Regions from separate parts of the Homo sapiens genome. Here region 2 is linked to region 1. A link is a loop called in an ENCODE intact Hi-C map of the cell type or tissue named here. Cell type or tissue: Calu3. All regions are shown on one strand. Each heading gives the region's core, and the rest is flanking DNA. Links, peaks and the distances in the headings are about the cores only.

Region 1 (6,523 bases), core at 1,749-5,748:
TATATGACCAATAATAAGCCTTCAATAAATACTTGTAAAATAAAGAATGTTATGTAATATATCATGTGGTATTGTTTTATTGATGTGTTCTTTGAAGTGTTACCTTTGTGTCCTTAGAGGCTATGGTGGGCCCTCAGGCCATATATGTTGGATGATTTAGTGGAAAAGAGATTAGACTTTTATATTTTATTCTATTTATTTATTTATGTTTTAATCTTGTGTAAGCCTATAGAGGCCAAGATAGGGCTCAGAGTTAAAAACAGTGATGTTCTAACTTTCAAAACTACTAAAAACAAAATTAGCTATCAAGGGAAATCCTGAGTGTTCTGACTGCAGGGGTTCCCCAAAGCCTGGAGGACCGAAGCTTTGAAATGCTGCATGGTGTGCCTCACCTCTGTTGAGTATAGTGAGGAACATGAGCTGAGGAGTGGATTAGATGAACTCTTAAGATTTTTTTCCAACTTTACGGTTTGAGTTTATGAGTAAGTAAGTGAGGAATGAGCCCAGGGACTTTGACTACTTTGCTGTGCAGTAAATTGCTGTTTTCTTAGCTAATTCTGGAGTGTGTATTTTGGTTTTAATGTAATGTCCTTTCAGCACTGGAAATAAACAGATTTATGACCCTCCATTTTCACATGTAAACTTCCAGTTCCTTCAGTAAAATGCTGGAAGTTGCTTGGCTGTAACCACTGTAACTATTTCCTGGCAGTTTTGCATTTTATTACAATTCGACTTTTTAAATGCATGGTTCAGTCCAGTTAATAGGCAGAAAACTATAGCTATTCCTTGGAACTGACATAGGGAAGTTGGTTTCTTTCTGAGGAAAGATGTGACACTCTGATGGATTTGGCAAAATACCAATTCAGTAAAATTTGCCTGGTTCCTTTCTGACAGCAAATGGAGGTAATTGTACGTATATAGATTTCTACAGTAAACAAAGGGCAAAAATGGAAACATTTTTTGTTTTTTAATGTTGCTGGAATATAATATTTCCATATTTGGTTAATCATCAAATCATTCAACTCCATGCAAAGTACTCTTTTCAAAATTACAAATCATCTTGATGGATTAGACTTGGATGTCTAAATTTTTTATTATGTATTCTAAATTATCTATAGGTACATTTTGAAAATTATATATACATGTATCACTGTACTACATTTGTTATAAAATGTGAAATATTAAGCGATTAAATACTTTATTAATGTCATAAAATTGTGCCCTACCCAAAATATATTTTAAGAAGATATCATTTGAAAATAATGTAAAATATTCTTCATTATTATGATTTTGTTGCCAAAAGTAATGTTAGAGTCCCTGTTACTGATAATTTTCATGACTGTAAATTTTCAACATTTGGAAACAAAATTTTCTGATGTGTTTTAAAATCTTAAAGAATTTCAGTAGATTTTGACACATTTTTGTTAAAAGTATGAAAGTGTCACAGCTTTAGAAGGATTTAGAATAATTATCAATTGGTATTAGGGATGACAATTTTAATAGACAAATTTTAACTGAAACATTTGCTTTATTGATGTCTAGGACTAAAAAAAATATTATAGTGATGGAACCATTTCAAAACATCTGTTTTTAAAAACTTCTGTCAACATGTTTGACAGAAGTCAGAATAGGGTAATTATAAAAAAACTGCCATTTTCTTATGTTTGCATCATTAGTATTTGCAAATCCTTGTTTCTTTGCAAGTATATTTTAAACTACTTGTTCATTTTATGAGTGTTAGCCTGATTAATTCAGATAAGATGCTCAAGTCAGTTTAAGCAGGCAGATGTGAAAAAGGGAATATGCTGTGCCTTAACTATCTTATAGGGACTTACTAGCACACTGTACATAACAGATGAACATCTGATATTAGATCTGATGGGCACACCAATGTTGTTTCATATATTAAATAATAGTGGAAGTTTTCAATTTAATTAGTTTATTTATTTATTTATTTATTTTTGAGCCGGTGTTTCCCTCTTTTTGCCAAGGCTGGGGTGCAATGGCACATGGTTGCAGCTCACTGCAATCTCCACCTCCCAGGTTCAAAGGATTCTTCTGCCTCATCCTCCCAAGTAGCTGGGATTACAGGCGTGTGCCACTATGCCAGGCTAATTTTTGTATTATTAGTAGAGACAAGGTTTCACCATGTTGGTGAGGCTGCTCTCAAAATCCCGACTTCAGGTGATCCACCCGCCTCAGCCTCCTAAAGTGTTGGGATTACAGGCATGAGCCACTGCGCCTGGCCAATTGTATTTTTATGTTAGAAATATATATGGGAGTTACAATACTTTGTTTCCAATGTTCCGCTGGAAACCACTGGTTGAAAGGATAGGTCCCAGTGTCAGCTGCCCAGTTGGCAGTTTTGGATAGAATATAAGTTCTATGAAGGCATGGATGAAGTATCCTTCATGGTAATGATGGTAATGTTAGTATAGTCACTTGTTTAATGTTGTATAACTTTTTAACTCTTCCAACTTCAATTTCATCTATATCTTTCATAGCAGTCCAGTAAAGTAGTATCAATTATAGATATCATTCCTACTTTCAGATAAAGTAACTGAGGCTCACTAGTTTTGACTTGCTCAAGGTTACGTAAATGATAAGTGACAGACTGGATTTAAAGGGCGGAGTCCACTTTACTAAACTGCCTCTGTCTTCTAGCCAAGTTTGTTATGTAAAGTAAGTATTCAGACATTGGCTAAGTATATTATTAATCAAGAAAACAGTAGAACAGGTTTAAGGAATTTTTTTTTCCCTCTCCTCAGTGTCAAAAAGCAGTCAAGTAAAAGATCCAAGATAAATAACTTCAGTTCCCAAAAATAACTTCAATTCCAAAATTTCCCTATGACTAGGTATATCTAATTGGATAGCTGATAAAATGAGTGGGAAATTGAAGAAGGGATATTTTGAGAATGTGTGGCAACTTAATGGTAATATTGAAGAAGCAAATGGATAGTTATTGAATCATAATAGTTTTTTAAACTTAAATACTAGGGCTTGATCTTCATATTTTAGGAAATTATCTATTTGTTGCAGTAGAAATTAGCATAAATGAATGGAAACTTAAATTATCTCATCTGTGCAAGGCAGTCTTCAGAGACTGATGTTTATATAAGTGAAAACTCAGAAAAATTTTTTGGCTGCATTTCAAGCTGGATAGCGGGGTCAAAACTTCAACTTCTTAATTGGTGATACAACGTCAGAAATCACAAAAGAAGTATTTCACAGGAAAAAATGACATACCCCGAAAACATTCAAATCAAGAAAATCACAGGGGTACAGTGGATGGTCCCCCTTAAGGTACTGCGTACTTGGCTTCCCCGCTGGTAAATGCCTCTCTTTTACTAAGTTGTTGTCGTGCAGAGTGGCATTGCAGCTCTGTACTTTTACAGAATAATTTCAGGTTCTAAAATTGATACATTATTTCAGATTGTAAGAATAGTATAAAATAAAATTTTAAAAGGGAAAATAATTCCATCAATTTAATGGAATGTGTAGGGTTTAAGTTATAACAACAAAAACAAAGTTGTAGTTTTTTAGGATTACTCATATAAATAGTGTGTCTATTAAGAATTACTGGCTTTATGAATATTAAATAAGAAGGCTGGCCGTGGTGGATCATGCCTGTAATCCCAGCACTTTGGGAGGCCGAGGCAGACGGATCACCTGAGGTCAGGAGTTCAAGACCAGCCTGGCCAACATGGCGAAACCCTGTCTCTACTAAAAATACAAAAATTAGCCGGGCGTGGTGACGCATGCCTGTAATCCCAGCTACTCAGGCGGCTGAGGCAGGAGAATTGCTTGAACCCGGAAGACGGAGGTTGCAGTGAGCTGAGATCGCGCCACTGCACTCCAGCCTGGGTGACAGAACAAGACTCCATCTTGAAAAAAAAAAAAAATTAAGACAACCACAGATATAAGGATTTGCAATTAGAAAGCTTGAAGGGAAATTTTTGGAACTTCTAGGTCAACCTAAAATTACAAATAGGGAAGCAGCTTTGGAGAGGAACATTTGCACTTCTGAAGTAATACTGTGATTTGGACTGTCAGACATTGTGATATATTGGCATCACCACACCTCTGTTAATTATAAACTTACCTATTCTCAGTGCCTTGTTAACTGTTGAAATAGGACTTGACATTTGTTGTTCTTCCTCTTCTGTTATTCATTTATTCACTCATTTAGTAGTTAATTACTTCCTAGTGCCAGATAGTTTTCTAGGTACTGAATAAACAAAAATCCTATTGTCATAGTTATGTTTTTGTGGAAAGAACAACCTGATAGACTATCGTGAAAAATAAATGAGTTAGTATACATAAAACACAGCCCATGAGATATAGTCTGTAATTATCATCCCTGCTTCATTTATTTATTTATTTATTTATTTATTTAGAGAATGGATCTGATTCTGTCATCCAGGCCGGAGTTCAGTGGCTGGATCATTGCTCACTGTAACCTCAAAACACCTGGCCTCAAGTGATTCCCCCAACCTCGGCGTTCCAAAGTGCTGGGATTAAAGGCATGAGCCACTGTACCTGGCCATTGCTCCTGTTTTAAAGATGAGGAAACTGAAAGTACAGAGAGGAACGTGACTTGCTCAGGATCACACAGCCAATCAGTGGCAGAGCAGTCTAGGCAGTCTAGGCCTGAAGGCATTATTCTTTCTTTCTGTTCTGCGTCAAAAACCCTAGGCAGGCATGGTAAAAAGACTGAAAGAGCCAAGGCAACATAGGTACCTGAAGAATGGGAGAACACCTATGAGGACTGCTAGAAATTTTAGGCAGCCCTTTAAAGGCCTTGGGCAACAATTTGAACGTGACTCATGAGTCAGTTAATTCTCTGCACCTTTTTTTTTTTAGAGAATACAATGGATAAAGCAATGACCTTTGTAACATGTAAACCTGTATTTGAATCCTTTCCTCTCCATTTAATTTTGCAGAGTCACCTTTTCTTCATTAGAAAGAAATTTTATCCCAAAGAGATTATCGTGAGGCTCAAATAATATAGGTGGAAGCCCTTTGGGTTTAAAAAAAAGCCTTTTCTGTCATTTCTGGGTATCTCCCGTCAGTGATTTTAGTAATTGTTTACCTCTCTGGCTCTTCGTGAGAAGACAAATTGTAGGAAGAAGTGGAGGATGGCATTGGGTAGGATGCTTAGTTCTAGTTCCACCACTTCCTTAGGTCTTTTTTTTGTCCCCCAAGACTATATCATTTCTGTGTTCTCTTGAACCTGTAAGATTTATGAGTAATCTGTACAATATTTATAAAGTATGAAATCTCTGCCATTGTGGCACAAAAGTAGCCATAGACAATGTATAAATGAATGGGCATGCTGTTCTCCAGTAAAACTATATTTATAGAAATAGGCAGTCTTCTCCAATTTTAGTTTGCTCACCCCTTTCCTATAGAACTCAGGTTTATCATATACAATGTTACACATTATTCCTTTGAATAAATTGTTTACCTAATACTTTTTAAATTTGGGCATTTTCTAGGACATTCTATTGTTTTTATTTTTAACTTGTGTTATACTGCAGTGAATGTCTTCCTGTGTGTAGCATTTTGTTTGTGTATGTGTGTCAATATCTATAAAGTAGCTCTTAAGAACTCTGGAAACATTGTCAGACTGCTTCCTCAAACAGCAGAGGTGGGAGGGAGCATCGGCCTAACCCTACCTGGCCTGCCTTACCAGCATGCAACCAAGGAGAAGAGAATAGGATCAAGAGCCAGTGCCAGAGAGAAGTACATAATACAACTTTATGGAGTTTAGGTTGCATCCTATAAAGTTACCATGTTACACTGTTTCGATCTACCAAAGTAGAAGTTTTACATAGTTTAGTATGAAGTTAATTTTATTAACCTTTTCACACAACACACCCTCTCATATTGCTGCCCAACAATGTCCTGGGTCTTTGTTTCCATGGTCATCATATTGAGTAGGGTTTTAGCAGGGACTTGAGTAGTTGGGAACTGAACTCATGCTAGTGAAGCCATTCTTCACTAGAAGCAGACATATGGGATCCAGAATATCATGAACAACCAGCTGGGTACAGTGGCTCACACCTGTAATCCCAGCACTTTGGGAGGCTGAAGGAAGCAGATCACCTCAGGTCAGGAGTTTGAGACCAGCCTGGCCAACATGGTGAAACCCTATCTCTACTAAAAATACAAAAATTAGCCAGGCCTGGTAGCACATGCCTGTAGTCGCAGCTACTTGGGAGGCTGAGGCAGGAGAATCGCTTGAACCTGGGAGGCGGAGGTTGCAGTGAGCCGACATCTCGCCAGTGTACTCCAGCCTGGGCAACAGAGTGAGACTCTGTCTGAAAAAAAGAGAATATCATGAATATCACCAAAGATAAAAGCAAGATGCGGATATGAGTAGCCCAGAGTAACTTTTCCTGTGCTATATAACACAGTGAGTGGTGATTCCCACAATTCAAGTCCAGTTTTTCTGGATTCTAAAGCCATACATTTTTAACTCTCCCCCTAAATATGATTTGAATTCAGAGAGTCAGATGCA
Region 2 (6,523 bases), core at 1,458-5,457, 190 kb before region 1:
TCTTACCGAGGCTTAAAAAGATTATTCTTTTCCAAGTATCTGGGATGGCAGATCCAGAATAAGAACCGGATTTTAGGATCTCTATTCTATTGCACCTTCCATGACACCCCACAGTGGCCCTGTTAACTTAAAAATCCTATTCATCCATCAAATGCTTATTAAGATCATGCTGAGTGTCACTGAAAAAGATAGATAAGATCTGTGTCTTCATAGAATGTACTTTCTACTAATAAACAGAATAATGTCGTGAGTAGGGAGTTTCTTTTGTTTTTTTTCTTAAGAGTTCTCATTTACTTCAGGGAAAAAAAAGCTTTCATGTTCAAAAGAATGAAATGAAGTACTCACATTTGGACTCCATTTCTCTGGGTGTCTGGTGTTTCCTGTGTCCACTTTCACGTTATTCAGATGGTCTGGTGCTCTTTCTCCCTTATGGCCATGGGCACTGTAACCAAAGGCACAGCCAGGAAAAAGATGTCAATACTTTGTACAGAATTGGTTGATTAGGATGGTTTCCTCATCACACACTCACCTAGAGGTTTTGCAACATGCTATCATGTTTTGGGGCATGGCTACAGGTGATTCCAAAGACTGTTACTGCTAACATCCAAAGTTATGTTCCATCATGTTCAACTAAAGGCATTCGAGAGAGAGAGAGAGAAACTTTTTAAAAGCTAGTGTTTGCAAAACCTCTCTGTACTAGGAGCAAGAGTGTCCCTAAGGTAAAAGTTGGTGGAATAAATCCAATTAGTCTCCTGATTTCAAGTCCATGCTTTGTATTAAAAGGGGACTTAGTGACCTGAAATAATACTTGTACCTTTCGAAACACCTGTTTCTTATCCTTCTGATAGGAGAAAGGGTGTAGTTGGCAACCATCCTCCCAATCAAATCTCGTAAATAAACTGGCCCATTTCTTCTCTGCCATGTTCCAGAAGCTAGTGGACACCTGGGAAAAAGAATTGTAATACACGTAAGTCAGGCTAATGCAAAATTGAAAAATAAATCCTGAAACTACTAGAAAGGAACACCAACTGTTTGGCAGTGCCCCCTCTGCTACTATGGATGCACAGCAACCTCCAAACCTGAAAATGGTTCATTCATCCTTTCCAGGAAGGGCAGAGTGGGGTGGAAGAAGCTCATATTCCAGGATTCTGAAGGACATGAGACTACAATATATTGGGTAGATTACATGGAAAGAAATTTCACAGGAAAGAGCGGAGAAAGAAAGACCATGAAGTAGAAAGGAACAGATAAAGAAATGGGAAGCAGTGTGGAAAGAGGCAAAAAGCATGTCATTAAAGGGGATGCAGAAATGGCAGTCTGTTACCAAGGGAGTGGGTTTCTCAGACAGAGTGGATCCTGCAGGGCCAGTCAGGCAGCCTCAAGGCTGGTGGATTCCAAATGAGGTACACGCCCCAGCCCCTCAAAGGCAAGCCAGCCCTCCAGCAAGGGGGCCCAAGGGGAGTGATGGGGATTTAGAAGAAAAGGATGGCTTTCTGCCAGAGTTTCTCAGATTGTGAAAGAATCTGAGAAACAAAGTGCTTCAGATTTACTTTGGGAGCAGAAGAACAGAATGCTTGTCAAAAGCATAGATCCTTGGAAGCCAATCCAGACAATCAGACTCTCCTGGGGTCACATCTTATATCTTTGACAAATGCCCTAGATGAGTCTTACACAGAATTTAGTTTAATAACCATAGGCTGTGATGATAAAACTGTAGTCTTCAACTTCTTTTGTAGTCAGGCTGCTCAAGGCTATCTGTTGGTCACAGCCCCTAGAACAGAGCTGTCTTGACTGAAAATAACAGACCCCCTAGTAACAGAGATCTTGGATTACTTTGTGATGGGAAACTACACCAGAATCTCTTCATATAACATTCCTGGCCAGACGCAGTGGCTCACGCCTGTAATCCCAACACTTTAGGAGGCTGAGGCAGGTTGATCACTTGAGGTCAGCAGTTCTAGAACAGTCTTACCAACATGGTGAAACCCCGTATCTACTAAAAATACAAAATTAGCTGGGCGTGGTGGCGCATGCCTACAATCCCAGCTTCTCAGGAAGCTGAGGCAGGAGATTCGCTTGAATCCCAGAGGCCGAGGGTGCAGTGAGCTGAGATGGCGCCACTGCACTTCAGCCTGGGCAACAAGAGCAAAACTCCGTCTAAAAAACAAAAAATAAAAAAAAAATCTTGAGTGTCAGGCCACATTCTCTGACCTTTGTAAAGTTTCTGAAAGAACGTCTGCAGCTTCAGAAGCTATTGTGTCAGCTTTTAGTGGTAAGGAGAGGTACTAGGGCGCTGAGGCTGAGGCACCAATCACATCTTGAGAGTGGCTTTCAGACCCCATGGTGGAAGTGCAAAGGAGAAAGAGAGAGAAAGGCCTTCAAAAAACTTGTCAGTCCCTCAATATTCACCAGGATCCTAATTTGAGATCACTCTGCTAAGTGCCGAAGGCATTATACAGCACTCTCACTCATTGAACTGTTATTCAAGTACAGAACTCAAAATACATTTGTGAGGTGAATTTCTGTGAAGTAAAGAAGCTCTCATTAGAAATGTGTGTTCATTAAATTTTTATTTTCCAGCAGGTAAGGCAGCCTAAGTAACACTATGTTCAAAATCAGGGGTTCAGACAGAAAACCCTAGTTATATATATACCAACTTCCAGAATAAAGGCGGAACTGGAACCACTGACTACCTCCTGGTAATCCCTGACTCTCTTACCCCTTCCCTCCTCTCTGATGATTGTTGGTGAGTTTGGGTCCTAGTGGTAATGTTTTCCTTCAGAGGCCACTAACTCTAGGAAGCCCCTGTCCTGTACCAGGCACTTGTGCACACAGCCGGGACACTGCAAGCCCTTGCATCTGTGTGCTGCTGCACTCACAGGTGGGCTCAGAACTCCCGCAGAATCCTAATAAACACTCCTTCATCCTGACAAGCATCCCCTTTGACACATTTTCACGATTATGATAAACTGAAGCCCTGATATAGAAAGCAGTCTTTAACTCAAAACAAGCAAAGGAAAGCCACTTCCAAGGTCTCTTTCCATGATGTCCTTTTGATGCTGTGTTTCCTGAAAGAATGAGAAAAGTCCTCCCCAGTCCGGGGCCCATGAGCAACCACCATTGGGGAAGCGGCATCCAAGCCCCCTGGGCACCTCGCTGAGTCACCTTTCCTCTCCCTTCTCTCCTCAGTTCCAATGGAAAATCCGTCACGTGGGCCCAGAATGAGAAGAGCAGCCGGGGGCAGCACCTGTGGCAGCGCCTGTCCATCCACATCAACAAGAAAGAAAACCCCAACCAAACGGCCGTCATCAAGCCCTTCCCCAAGAGCACGGAGAGCCGTGGCCTGGGCGCTGGCGCTGGCGCAGGCGGGAGCGCTGGGGGCGTGGGGGCCACGGGCGGTGCGGGCTGCGCAGGCGCCGGCCCAGGCGGGCCCGAGTCCCCAGACGCCGGCCCCAAGGCGCTGTATGATGTGGCCGAGGCTGAGGAGCACTTCCCGGCGCCCGCGCGGCCGCGCTCACCGTCGCCCATCAGCACGCTGAGCCACCGCGCGGGCTCGGCCAGCCGCACGGACGACGATGTGCCGTCGCTGCACTCGGAGCCTGTGGCGCGCAGCAGCTCCTCGCAGGGCTCCCTCATGGAGCAGATCAGCAGTGTGGTCACCCGCTTCACGGCCAACATCAGCGAGCTCAACTCCATGATGCTGTCCACCGCGGCCCCCAGCCCCGGCGTCGGCGCCCCGCTCTGCTCGTCCTACCTGATCCCCAAAGAGATCCAGTTGCCCACGACCATGACGACCTTTGCCGAAATCCAGCCTCTGCCGGCCATCGAAGTCACGGGAGGCGCGCAGCCCGCGGCAGGGGCGCAGGCGGCTGGGGACGCGGCCCGGGAGAGCCCCGCGGCCGGTCCCGAGGCTGCGGCCGCCAAGCCAGACCTGGAGGAGCTGGTGGCTCTCACCCCGCCGTCCCCCTTCAGAGACTCGGTGGACTCGGGGAGCACAACCCCCAACTCGCCAGTGTCCGAGTCGGCCCTCTGTATCCCGTCGTCTCCCAAATATGACACTCTTATCATAAGAGATTACACTCAGAGCTCCTCGTCGTTGTGAATGTCCCTGGAAAGCACGCCGGCCTGCGCGTGCGGAGCGGAGCCCCCCGTGTTCACACACACACAATGGCAAGCATAGTCGCCTGGTTACGGCCCAGGGGGAAGATGCCAAGGGCACCCCTTAATGGAAACACGAGATCAGTAGTGCTATCTCATGACAACCGACGAAGAAACCGACGACAAATCTTTTGGCAGATTTTCTTCTAGTGGCCTTAGAAAACATGGGCTTTTAAGAAACACGGCTGATATCTTTGAGGGCTGACAAGGCGTCTCTTCAAACAGTTCCATACCAAGTGCTTTGCTCTAGGGAAGCAGTGCGTGTGAAACAGCGTAACGGAGGGTGAAGAGCATAGTTAATAAGCAACTGTAAAAAGTTTTATTTGTTTACTTTAATTCTTTTCCCAGAAGAGTCTTTGATTCACCAAACATGAATGTACATTTTCTAACAAACTCAAAATCTGGGACCAAAACATCAACTTTTTTCTTTCTTTTTTCTTTCTTTTTGTTTTTTCTTTCCTGTAAAGACCTTGAAAAGCAGTAACTTGGGTCCAGTATTTACGGAGGCGTTGTGAATGTGTCCCATGCATAACACACTACTGGATAGTGAGTGCTGCGCTAATGTACTACGTAGGGCTTCTACCAGAGATTTTCCTCTCCAATTGGGTTGTGAAATACTCTTCCAAAAGCCTGCATCGGGGATTCCACCTACTTATTTCAGATTCACCTCCATTAACCAAGAAAACCAGTGGAAGATTTCTTGACTATTTCACCATGTTGCCAATCAATACTGGAGTAGCAAAAAAAATATTTTCTGGAATACTGTTTTGTAATTCCCTCACTGGGGTGCATTGTAGCTGGAAATTCTCTTTATAAAAATCATTCTTGAGCTCCAGCCTGGCTATCTCTTTCAAGAAACATGGCCACTCTTTAGGAATGCTGTTGCGTTTGCATTGCCAACTAAAATATTAAAATATGCATTGGGGCTTCTTCATTCCTTTATTTTGAGAACCTGATGCACAAAGAGCTCCTTTGTTCTTTTCGAGTCCCACCACTGGAAGAGTGGTCCATAGACCCCATGAAGACATTGTCATGATTTGAGAGACTGTTGTTGAAAGGATTAACACAATCTTAATACACTGAAAATTTTAACTGTGTCAAGTCAGCTTAGTGGAGATTTAGCTATGCCAGTGAGCAGTGATTTTAACTATTCTTGGCTGCTTAAACAGGGCAGCTATGAACTATGACAAATGTAGATTTTTCAAAGCAATACAAAATACTAAAAAAGAGGAACCTTAATGAATATTAACCACACAGTCTTTCTTAGCCATTCCAAAAAGAGGCAAAGCAATTCTTATTTTCTTTTTTAAAATAATGATTAATATGATTTTGTGCACTTCATACTGTCACTTTTTAAAACTACAGAAAAGAGATTTAGAGTATAACAGAAACAAGTGTGCTTTGATAGTCTCAAATAGGTAGAATTCATAGTTCAAGACCTGAATCCACTGTCATCTCTTTCTTCCTCCCATTGCAGCTATCCTCAGGTACCAAATGTTTTGATTTTTAAATAAGGATAGTAATAAATGGAGGAGGTGTCCTATAAATTTAAAGTTCAGTTGACCCAGCCTTATACTTAAGATAGCCTTATGAAAAATATGTGCTGTGAGGCAGAAGTATATTTTGGCAGAGAGAATAATAAATAAAACTTTTTCTTTTAGCTCAATATCCTTACTTTGGTAAGTATTTTTTTTTATTTCACATCTACTTAACAGAAAATAAACTGAGAAATAGAAGTCAGTCCATTGGCATAATTTATCATTCTTCACTTTAAAAAATTCTAATAAATATTCTGCTTGAGTTTTCTTTTCTGCTATTTGTTCTTACTTGCAACTTTAAGTCAAACCTCCCAATACAAAACATTAAAAGCTAACATTAATGTACTAAAGTATTAATTTAAAAGAAATCGAACCTCCCATGCTAGATTTGAAAATAACATCATCACAGCACCCTGATCCCAAATATTACACCGAGGCTTTTAAAATGTAAGTGAAATCTAGCTAAGTTTCATGGTTTCATTAAAAGCAAATGTCTGCCTCTATCTGAAAAACAAATGGAAATCTTTTGAGGTGTTAATACCCTTTGGATCCTCATCAAAAGGATGGCATTCACCTGAGGATTCCTATCTTGACTTCTTAGGTATTAAAAACCTTTCTTGATATGCTCTACATTTTAAAATTTGTTTTATAAAATCCTTATGTTGATTTTCATTTTATTCTCAAGTACAATACGTTTCACTCTAGACCAGTTGAAGAACATGTTTAAACTTTGTTCATGGTCAAATTCATTTTCTATTTTTTTAGTAACATATCTCTTAAAAAGCACACTACCTTATAAAAAACTTCATCAGAAATTAAATTTAATG

The links. Hi-C counts contacts between places; a loop is a spot of excess contacts. Peaks named below come from ENCODE experiments on the same cell type or tissue, not always from the same donor. Only the 100,000 strongest peaks of a DNase experiment are listed, where the experiment ranks them.
Region 2: a loop joins it to region 1, with 3 times the contacts of the local background. A loop is called at or near these places in 1 of 110 quality-filtered maps.

The regions. Positions count from the first base shown.
Region 1 is chr11:88,314,349-88,320,871 of GRCh38, reverse strand. All of the region lies in intron 2 of CTSC (cathepsin C), which reads left to right. Among named protein-coding and RNA genes, the nearest start is that of CTSC, 20 kb to the left of the region's middle. In Calu3, for the core only: no CTCF peak of the experiment used is centred there; a DNase peak (open chromatin) is centred at 3,801.
Region 2 is chr11:88,506,171-88,512,693 of GRCh38, reverse strand. It overlaps GRM5 (glutamate metabotropic receptor 5), which reads left to right. Exons shown (of 10, transcript NM_001143831.3): 10 at 3,190-6,523. The coding sequence ends at 4,102. It overlaps GRM5-AS1 (GRM5 antisense RNA 1), which reads right to left. Exons shown (of 6, transcript NR_049724.1): 1 at 3,755-6,523; 2 at 815-943; 3 at 530-630; 4 at 346-442. Among named protein-coding and RNA genes, the nearest start is that of GRM5-AS1, 4.9 kb to the right of the region's middle. RefSeq lists a silencer at 3,332-3,441. In Calu3, for the core only: no CTCF peak of the experiment used is centred there; a DNase peak (open chromatin) is centred at 3,323.